Linked DNA regions of Homo sapiens: region 1 is linked to region 2. A link is a loop called in an ENCODE intact Hi-C map of the cell type or tissue named here. Cell type or tissue: chondrocyte. All regions are shown on one strand. Each heading gives the region's core, and the rest is flanking DNA. Links, peaks and the distances in the headings are about the cores only. Region 1 overlaps MED28 (mediator complex subunit 28). Region 2 overlaps LOC105374510 (a long non-coding RNA gene).

Evidence for each region. Hi-C counts contacts between places; a loop is a spot of excess contacts. Peaks named below come from ENCODE experiments on the same cell type or tissue, not always from the same donor. Only the 100,000 strongest peaks of a DNase experiment are listed, where the experiment ranks them.
Region 1: a loop joins it to region 2, with 6 times the contacts of the local background. A loop is called at or near these places in 19 of 110 quality-filtered maps.

Annotation. Positions count from the first base shown.
Region 1 is chr4:17,633,934-17,639,314 of GRCh38, forward strand. It overlaps MED28 (mediator complex subunit 28), which reads left to right. Exons shown (of 4, transcript NM_025205.5): 4 at 1-172. It overlaps FAM184B (family with sequence similarity 184 member B), which reads right to left. Exons shown (of 18, transcript NM_015688.2): 14 at 5,317-5,381; 15 at 2,595-2,712; 16 at 1,076-1,180. Among named protein-coding and RNA genes, the nearest start is that of MED28, 22 kb to the left of the region's middle. RefSeq lists a silencer at 2,855-2,944. In chondrocyte, for the core only: CTCF peaks have their summits at 3,061 (motif pointing left) and 3,277; no DNase peak of the experiment used is centred there.
Region 2 is chr4:18,590,709-18,596,089 of GRCh38, forward strand. All of the region lies in intron 1 of LOC105374510 (a long non-coding RNA gene), which reads left to right. Among named protein-coding and RNA genes, the nearest start is that of LCORL, 570 kb to the left of the region's middle. In chondrocyte, for the core only: CTCF peaks have their summits at 3,030 (motif pointing left) and 3,244; no DNase peak of the experiment used is centred there.

The DNA of each region.
Region 1 (5,381 bases), core at 98-5,097, 960 kb before region 2:
AAAATAAAGCATTATTGTAAAAGCAAATAATGCTCACCCAATCAAAATTGTATCGGAGAAGAAGCAACAATTTCATTTATACACTTACATGCTATTTTTTAAAGCACTTTTCCCTCCAATCTTCATTTTGTATTATAAATAAATATGTATGTTCACAACCTCTTAACCAAAACTTCTGGAGATGGATGTGTTTTGCAACTCAATTTTGTTTAAGATTTTAGAAGGTCATGTAACACCCCCAGCAGGGGATGGGCCCACCCTAGCCTCAAATGCATTTATTTAAATTTCTGGAGTGAAACTTGTATTTTGTCACAATGAGGGATACATAAAAACTACACGAGATGACATTAGTTAAGTCACAAGTGTATTGTCCTGTGAACTATTTTTAAAAATACTATTTTTGTTTTTAAGATGTAGCCTTGCTCTGTCACCCAAGCTGGAGTACGGTGGTGCGATCTCAGCTCACTGCAACCTCCGCCTCCTGGGTTCAAGTGATTCTCCTACCTCGGCCTCCTGAGTAGCTGGGATTACAGGCATCTGCCACCAAGCCCAGCTAATTTTTGTATTTTTAATAGAGTTGGAGTTTCACCACGTTGGCCAGGCTGGTCTTGAAATCCTGACCTCAAGTGATCCACCCACCTCGGCCTCCCAAAGTGCTGGGATTACAGGTGTGAGCCATTGCACCCAGCCAAAAATACTATTTTTTAAGAGCCTTTAGGATTTTGTGATAGTAGATAATTGAATGTGAATATGCTCATTGTGAAAAATTCCAAAAATATGTACAGAAATAGTTAAGAAGTGGAAGATTCTTACTCTTCTCCCTCCCATCACCTAGATAGAGCTATTCTTAATACTGACACACATTTATTCTAGAAAATTTGGAAAATACAAAATCCCATAAAAAATAAAAATCACACATAATCCGCCCAGCCATAGATATAAACAAGTGGGTTTTTTTTTTCCAATGAATATTTTTCTGAGCGTACACCAGCCCTTAAATAACCTGTGGTTACCTTTAAGAAAAACGAAACCAATGGAATTGTATAATGCATTAAAACCATTAGAACCAATTTACCTTCATGGAAGGGGTCAAATATCCCGGGTGAGGATTGAAAGAGAAAGACCGATTCCGGTGGGACATGGCACTGGGGAATGCTGCGTAGTGAAATCTTCTCTCTTCCTAGAAAACCAATACAACTGAGTCTAAATGAGCCTAACCACACAGCACTGGGTTTGACTTGAAGGAAGATGGCTGTGAGGGCAGAATAGAGAAGGAAAGTCCAGGGGAGGAAGGGGAAGTCAGTGGGAATAAAGCTGCCAGGCACTGAAGCTTTTGAGGAAGCACCTTTGCTTTTTTTATGTCCCCAGCCCCTCTTGTAAAGAAAAGGGCAAGCTGATGCCTTAGGAAATTGAAAATTCAACTGTTCTTAGCATGTGAAGGTAACCTAATGCAGAAAGTTAGTAATTAAGGCAAAGAAAGAAAACCCCCAGGTATGCAAAGGATTTTGCCGCCTTTCTTCCTCTGTCTTGTTTGACATTTGTGTTGCCTAACATATACAAACATAGGGAGAGTAATGAAATCCATCCCCACTTTACCTATAATAACTATATGGCCGATCTTGTTTGTGTGTATCATTTTCCACTTTTTTCTCTCCTGCTGTATTATTACTAAATTCCAGTTATTACATAATTTTTCTCTGTAAAAACATCAGTATGTATTTCTTAGAAATAAGGATTACTTTAAAAAAAAAAAAACCCATGATACCTTTGTTCACACGTAGCAAATGAGCAATAATTCCATATCAATGTCACCTAATTTTCAAAGCACAGAGAGATACAGAAGTGAGGCAGGTGAGCAGGAGCAGAAATGACCAGCAGGCCTTGGTTGGATACTGAATCAGAGGGAGCTGGGTTCTTTCCAAGGGGCTTAGGGAGTGGCTTTGCTAAGTAGAAAACAGGTGGTCATTTTTACAAAAAGAAGATCAACAATAAAAACACTAATTCTACTACAATTCAAACCTAAGCCATTATAGATTTTCTCAAATTCTGTAAGTTAAAAAACCAATATTAACATGGGGCAAATGCTGTTGGACTTGGGAGTAAAGTGATTTTTTTTTGCCTCCTATTTTCCTGTATTAATTTTTTAGTGAGTATGTCTTCTTTAATAATAGAAAAGAAAGGAGTTTTTCTTTGAGACAGTCTTGCTCTGTCGCCCAGACTGGAGTGCAGTGGCGCTATGCTGGCTCACTGCAACCTCTGTCTCTCGGGTTCAAGTGATTCTCCTGCCTCAGCCTTCCTAGAAGCTGGAATTACAGATGCCCACAACCACACCCAGCTAATTTTTGTATTTTTAGTAGAGACAGGGTTTCAACATGGCTAGGCTGGTCCCGAACTCCTGACCTCAAGTGATCCACCCGCCTCCGCCTCCCAAAGTGCTGGGATTACAGGCTTGAGCCACCGCGCACGGCAAGAAAGGATTCTTTGTAAGATATTAGGGCACCTAGAGAAATGCTGGGTGCAAGTGAACGCCCCTCCCGGGGGAGCCCGCAGTGCCCGGCCAGGTGCGTGGGTGAGGCGCCCCCTGACAGCCTCACCGTGAGCTGCTTGATGATGTCCTCTCTCTCCTTCAGGCGGGTCTGCAGGCGGCCAATGAGCTGAAGGTCCTCGGGCCTGGACGCTCCCTTCCCTGGCTTCTCTCCGGAATCTTTCAGTCTGTTCCAAGCAGGCATGCAGTCAAGTCCCCCTTACAGCAATTACTCAACAAAGAGGGAGAACAAGTGCACACGATGGGAATGCCATCCTGTGTTCAGCCCGGCCAGGGAGGCCCAGATAGCAGCAGCGGCTTGCCCAGGGCCCCCTGGGGAGATGGCTTGCCGAACCCAGGATTCCAGCTCTGTCAGGTCCCCTGAGGCTGCAGGGCCAGGAAGCAAAGGCCCCTGTGTGCACATAGATGCTGCACTCAGCGGGGCTTCAAGAGCCAGGGATGCTGCTGGGAGAACAGACCAGGGCAGGAAAATGTCCCGTAGGTTCTCTTAATGCTCTGGCGCCATCTGCTGGCGGACATAGAGCGCGGCCAGTGGCCGGTACCTATGGCCTTTTTTTTCTTTTTTGGAGACGGAGTCTCCCTCTGTCGCCCAGGCTGCAGTGCAATGGCGCGGTCTCGGCTCTCTGCAACCTCCGCCTCCCTGGTTCAAGCGATTCTTGTGCCTCACAGCCTCCTGAGCAGCTGGTACTACAGGCGCGCGCCACCGTGCCAGGGAAATTTTTGTATTTTTAGAGGAGACGGGGTTTCACTATGTTGGCCAGGCTGGTCTGGAATTCCTGACCTCGTGATCCGCCCTCCTGGGCCTCCCAAAGTGCTGGGATTACAGGCGTGGGCCACCGCGCCCGGCCCCCACTGCTTTTTCAGCGTGAAGCCAGAGAAGAGTAACTGGGTGGTGAGGAGAGGAGGGCTGGGGGTGCAGATAATCTACTGACTGGAGTTGATAAGAGCCCAGGGCTTTGGGTGAGATGACCCGGCTCTAATACTGGCTCTTCTTTTTTCTAGATATGTGACCTTGGGCATCATTTCACCTGTGTGTGGGCCCCAGTTCCCTCTCCTTTAAAATGGGCATGAAACTGGGTGGTTGTGAGAATTCAATGTGATAATGGGAGCCTGGCATATAGTAAGTGCCCGTTAGACTGTAACTGGTAAAACCTTTCCTGCTGGCTTTTGGATGATTTGCTTTGTATTGGAGACTGGAGAAGTTTTTAAGAGCTCAGGCTAAAGGTCAGACAGGTGACATTTAAACTGAATTAATGCTGCCTGACCTTGGGCAAGTGGCTTCACCTGTTTGGACCTGGCTTGCTGCCATCACATCCTAAATGGTCTTGCTAGTCACCCCCTCCCCCTGTTTCTTCTCAGCAGTCAGAAGTGACCCTGTGAAAAGGCAAGTCAGGCCATGTCACTCCTGCCCAGTGCCTTGTGAAGGCTTCCCAGGGCACTCTGAACACATCCAAACTCCTTCCCATCAGGGCAGGAGTCCCTTCACCCAGCTCCTCTCCTCCCACTCACCCTCCCTCTCACTGATGCCTCAGGAGTGCCCTCACCTCCTTGTACTTAAACATCACCTCCTCACAGAGGCCTTGTTTTGCCCACCCTTGCCACTCCCAATCCTGTCTTCCAGCACTTTCACCGCCTGGTATGATGTTAACTGTTTGCTTTTTTTTTTTTTTTTTTTTTTTTTTTTTGAGACAGGGTCTATTTTTTTTGTTTTGTTTTGTTTTGTTTTGAGACAGAGTTTCTCTCTCTGTAGCCCAGGCTGGAGTGCAGGGGTGCAATCACAGATCACTGCAACCTCAACCTCCTGAGCTCAGACGATCCTCCCGCCTCAGCCTTCCAAGTAGCTGGGACTATAGGCACACACCACCATGCCCAGCAATTTTTTTTTTGTATTTTTTGTAGAGACGGAGTTTCACAATGTTGCCCAGGCTGGTCTCGAACTCCTGGGCTCAAGCAGTCCACCCTGGGCTCAAGCCTCAGCCATGCAAAGTGCTAGGATTACAGGCATGAGCCACCAAGCACAGCCTGTTTGCTTATTTCTTATCCGAATTCTCAGCAGAATTTGTGAGCCTATGAGAGCATTGTCTTTGTTTTGTTCCCTGCTATAACTCCAGAGCCTAAAGCAGTGCTGGGCATACAATGGGTCCTTAACAATTATTTGTTGAATGAATAAATGCAATATGTTTGCATGAGGGACCAGTGGGAATAACAATTCTAATTGAGCAGCCCTGATCCTTCTGATTTCTTCGAAGTGTGAGGGTTAAACCAATGCTCATCCTCACAAATTCCCACTGCCCTGCAGAAAAGGGGAACATAGCCTCATAAAATGAAGGGAGACTGATGAGCCCCTGGCTAGTTCCCCCCACCACACCCCGCCTCCTGCCCTGAACTTGCTCTGTTGCTGAAGCTGGAGTGCAGGGTCCTGATCTCCGTTCACTGAAAGCTCTGCCTCCTGGGCTCAAGTGATCCTCCTGCCTCAGCCTCCAGAGTAGCTGGGATTACAGGCGTGTGCCACCACACCTGTAATTTTGTATTTTCAGTAGAGATGGGGTTTCGCCATGTTGGCCAGGCTGGTCTCCATCTCCTGAGCTCAAGTGATCCACCTGCCTCAGCCTCCCAAAGTGCTGGATTCCAGGCATGAGCCACCGTGCCTGGCCAGAACCCAGGACTTTCAATTTGAAAACCAGGAAATCCCAGGGTCATTGGGGTGAGTTGGCCACCCTACTGAATGGTACATTTGCAAGACCCTCCCTGGGGCCCGAGGCCTCACTTACTCGGCTTCCAGGGCAGCCAGCCGGGCCTGGAGCTGGGCCTGGGCACTACTGAAATCTGCCACCAT
Region 2 (5,381 bases), core at 167-5,166:
TGTTGAGGCACTCATCCATGATGCTAGATTCAAGTTCTGGAAAATATACCTGGAGTTTTCTGAACTGGCACCTGAAGCTTCAATATAAAGATGGACCAGAATGAATGCGGTGGAGATGCCAAAACCTCCTTGGAAGCGCATTGTGGAATGGGTCAGAACGCCTGGGTAGGTGAAGAAGTTCAAATGACTTTGCTCTGTAAGACTTTGCAAGCCTACCAGCTGTGGTACTGATATGCTAGGAGTCTTCCATTTGGAGTTGGAGCCAGTGGAGACAGGGCAATAAATGGAATTTGATCCTAAGTCTTTCTTACAGTTATTATTCAGGATGCAAGTGAGTTAGAAATCCTTAGCTTCCAGTAGAAAGTTCACATTGGTTCTCTGAACTGTGGTATAAAGACCACTGTGGTACAAAAGACTGAGTCGAAACTCATGAAACTGCCCTGTGCCATGCTGGTTGAGGTAGCCAATCAGACACAACACTGCCACTCTCAAAGATTTAAAGGATTCAGAGGTGAGGGGCTCCATCATTGCTGCTTTGAACAGTATGCACCCTGCAACACCAGAGGGTTTGTAGAGGGTGACAGTGGATACCATAAGCTAACAAGGTACTGCTCTAGTAGCAGCTGCTGGGCTTGGTGTGGTGTGTTACTGCAGCAGGACTAAACAGTTTCTGGTGCTTGGAATGCATATTTTAAGTTGGAAAATGCATTATTTTTCACCACATAAGTGGAGGAGGATCCAAATCATTTCACCTTTGTAAAGCAGAAAAGCAGTAACCATACACTCCCATGTCTTAGGGCTGTGTTAATTCTCCCGCACTCTGTTGTAATATTGCTTGTAGAGATCACAACCATCTTGCTGTTATCAGACCTTCATGCTGTCTACTCTATTGATGACATCTCACTGACAAATTGTCTATTGTAAGCTGAATGTATGCTGGAAATGGTGTATTAGGAATTGAGCTCAAGAAGATCCAGAAATGATACCAGCAAACAGGTAGCCTAGACTCACTCCCATGTTATTCTGACACCTCTCTCTTGACACACACCTGCGGCTTGCTGGGATATTTCCTGTGATTAGTTGACAACTGAGGAAAGGACCCAGGCCTGGTTCACAATGGACTGGCATGATGTTGGTGCTAGCTGAAAATGCACTATTGTTCTATTATAGCACCATTAAAGGACAATGATGAAATAGAATACTTTGGCTGGGCAGAGTTTTAAACACCTGGTCATGAGCTTGGTGTGGTGGGAGATGTTGCCTGCTAAGATGCAGGCATATGCACACATACACACACCCGTGCACACACTTCTGGGCAGTGGCAAATGGTTTGGGTGGAATAATGAAAGGATCACGAATGGAAAATCAGGGACAAGTTGCTAGTGGAAACAAGTGTGTAGATGAACCTATGACCATGAGCCTAGAGCATGTGGATCATTTATCTTAGGTAAATGCCTGCCAGAGAGCACCTCCTGTGAAGGAGGATTTGAACACCCAGGGGAAAGATGATTTCCCTTCTAATCTCAGCTGGGCTCTGTCCCTGGCCCCCTAAGTGCTCCTTGCTGCAGCCTTAAGGTGATCGGCAGTGCGGTTATGTGATAGTTTTCAAAACCATAAAAACAGTATTTCTTTTTATTGTATTAGTTTCTTTCTGGTCCAACCACTCTTTAACCATATTTAGTCTGTTGGTGTGGTGCTATGATGTCATTTTTAAATTAAAAGAAAACTAACCATACATTTTCTTAGTTAAGATCATACAGAGAGGAAATAAACCGTTAGGATCTGTCAAATTAATTACAATACATCCTTGCTATGGAATCTATGTTAAAAAGAGAGAGAGAGAGAAGAAAAAACGGGCTAGGTGCAGTGGTTCATGCCTGTAATCCCAGCACTTTCGGAAGCCAAGGTGGGTGGATTGCCACAGCTCAGGAGTTTGAGACTAGCCTGGGCAACATTGTGAAGCCCTGTCTCTACTAAAAATACAAAAAATTAGCGGGGTATGGTGGCACACACTTGAAATCCCAGCTGTCTGAGAGTCTGAGGCATGAGAATTTGCTTGAGCTCCTTGAGCCTGGAAGGCAGAGGTTGCAGTGAGCCGAGATCATGCCGCCGCACTGCAGCCTGGGCGATAGAATGAGACTCAGTCAAAAAAAAAAAAAAAAAAAAAAGCCTGCATGATTTTTTGTTTCTTTCTTGAAACTTCTCTACTTAAAAATTTAAAAATACATTTGAATAATAAAAAAATAATTTTTAATGGGAGAGAAATTATTTTGAATGTAAAATGAGTGTGATGGGGAGGAAAATTGTGGGTTTATGCATTAGATTGTTCAGATTCTGTGTATTTACTGTCTTTGGGAGCTGAAGTTAGTTTATTTTTTTTTTTACTTTACTTTCTTCCTGTGTAAAATGAAAATAATGACACCTATTATACACAATTACTTTAAGATTAAATGAGATAGTCCCTTTGGTGCACCTGATATATATAATCAAGATGAAATATTTTGAATGCATAGATTGGCAAGCAGGCTGCACTGTGGATTTATTGCTAGACAAATACAACTTGTGTCAATTTGAAGAAGTCACCAATAAAAATGAAAAATGCCAAACCAAATATTTCTTTGCTCCTTGTTGGAAAGTCACATAAAGAGACAAGATAATAAAACTTAAACTCAGGGACACGTTTTAAGTCCATGATTTGCCTGAAATTGTAGTTGTTAGTTGTGTTTTGCTTTCCTTCTTGTATGAAAGCACCTTTCTCTAAGTCCCTAGTGATATTTGTGCCAAACAAAATAATTGGCTCATTAGGCTGCTGTAGTATTGCCTCTCACTCGGCACCCATATCCTTCTAGTAAGCTGGAAAGAAGAAACAGAGCTCTCTATTCAGAGACCACACAGCTTGCTATCTTTTTTTGCACATCTCGAAGTCAAAGAGGACACAAAAGGATGTTTTTCTGAGCCAATTGGCAGCGCACTCTTATTCTGAACTGCTGGGGCTGGAAGTCTTTCAATGCATGGTAATACTGCCACCATGTGGTCAAACTGAGAAAACCTCGCCCAAATCCTTCAGTCGAAGAGGATTTTCCTTAACATTAATGGGACAGAAGCATTGCGCTTCTTCGACTGGGATTGTTTCACGATAGTCACAAACTATCGTGATTGTTTAGGTAAACGGTTGTCTCACATAAAGGGGCTGAGTGTACTTGATTGGGTGCTAACTGCTAATCCTCCCATTAGCGTGACTGTAACTTTAAATCATTGGTACTTTGAAGTTTCTGTTCTAGGAAATAAGGATGAGAATCTCCATGCTTCCCTATTTCATAAGGTAAGGGAGATACAGTAATATATGCATCGCAACTCTAGATGTAATGGTGTCATAAAATTTCGGGGAGAAAAGTGGGATTTGCTAACCAAAGTGCTGCTATTTGAATGCTGCCACTTTTTAGGGGTATGATCTGAAACAAGTTTTTTCATTTCCTTGGTCCATAGTTTATTGTTCTGAAGAAATGCTGTGAATATTACCTTTTTTTTTTTCTTTTGAGATGGAGTCTCGCTCTGTCGCCAAGCAGGAGTGCAGTGGTGCGATCTCGGCTCCCTGCAACCTCCACCTCCTGGGTTCAAGCCATTCTCCTGCCTCAGCCTCCCGAACAGCTGGGACTACAGGCACACGCCACCACGCCCAGCTAATTTTTGTATTTTTAGTAGAGACGGGGTTTCACCATGTTGGCCAGGATGGTCTCGATCTCTTGACCTTGTGATCCGCCCACCTCGGCCTCCCAACCATTTTTAACTAAGATATTATGTTGATTGTTTGCTGAAAAATTGCTTTTTTAAAATGTAAAATGCTACACCAATATTAGTTTGCATGATTATTATTTGAATACAGACTTAAGAATCTTTATGGCGAAAATTATGCTTGGCTGAATTAGAAGATCTGTGTCCTGGTTCCCACTTGCTCACTAGTATTTTAGGTAAAATTGGACAAGTCAGATATGAAGACATCCATTATTCCCTCTCTCATATATGGATAATGAGCTCATATTTTGTGTATCCTATGGTGAATGTTATTGACATGAACCTTTTGGGGAGATATTTTGAAGACTCTATGCGTGTCAAGCATGTTACATGTTTAGATCTTATTCTTATTTCATTCCAATAACAAGTAATTCTTTCCTCCTATTAACTGGTAATAGGGTCATTCATGGATCACAGATTTGCTTCAAAGTAAATAAATAATCCCTATAAATTCATGCCTCATTTATTATAAATTATAATGCAACCAGGAGCTAGAATCACCCATACCCCTAAAGCATACACAATTGAATATCTTCAGCTGGAGAATACAGTGTTAGCTTCTTTGTGGCAGGTGGCAATTTAAATAGATGCTCTACCTGCTGATCCTGTTGATTTTATGTGCCCTATTAAAATGCATTTTCTGAATGACTTAGTTTAACATAGCGAATAATTTACAAGAAAAATTTTCCATCTCTCTCCCCAATGTTTGAAATAAGAGCATGTTCTGCTTTTTCCCATAGCCCATTTCTCCATTAAAAGAATGTTCCACATCAGAAATATAATTCCTCTCACACTGGCATTTACAGAGGTCTCATTACATTGAACAGAACATTCTTGAGTATGGCTTGATGAACAGCTGATCCACCTCCATACACCTCACACACAGATCTTGCCAGGTGGAGAAGCAGCACAGGAAAGGGAAAACCTGTGTCCTCCTGGGTACCAGAGAACAGCTTGGCTTTAAGCTTATGGAAAAATGGAGAATACTCTCTCTCACACACACACACACATACACACACACACACACACACACACACACACACACAATATTTCTGGGAGAATATACAAAGACTTAAGAGAGATTAGCTATGAAGAATGAAGATAGGAATGAATAGTTTGGGGAGGATTGGGGAAACCTTGATTTACATTTTTCAGTGTTAATGGTGTTTTTCTTACTATAAATGCGTGAATACATATCACTTCTATGCAAAAAATGATACTCTTTAGGTATTTAAAAGAATGATATCTGCATAGGCCATGTAAGCATTCCAAGATATTTTCAATAAAAAAGGAAGTTACAGAATATGTATAGTCATATATATGTGTACATATACACATATATAATGTATGCCTATGTATACATATATCACTATATATCTAACTTCCTTTCTATTATTTATATATAATGTATGTATATATTTAGAAAGCTTTTTGTTGTTGTTGTTGAGATGGAGTCTCACTCTGTCACCAGGCTGGAATGCAGTGGCGTGATCTCGGCTTGCTGCAACCTCTGCTTCCCGGGTTCAAGCGATTCTCCTGTCTCAGCCTACCAAATAGCTGGGACTACAGGTGCGCGCCACCACACCCAG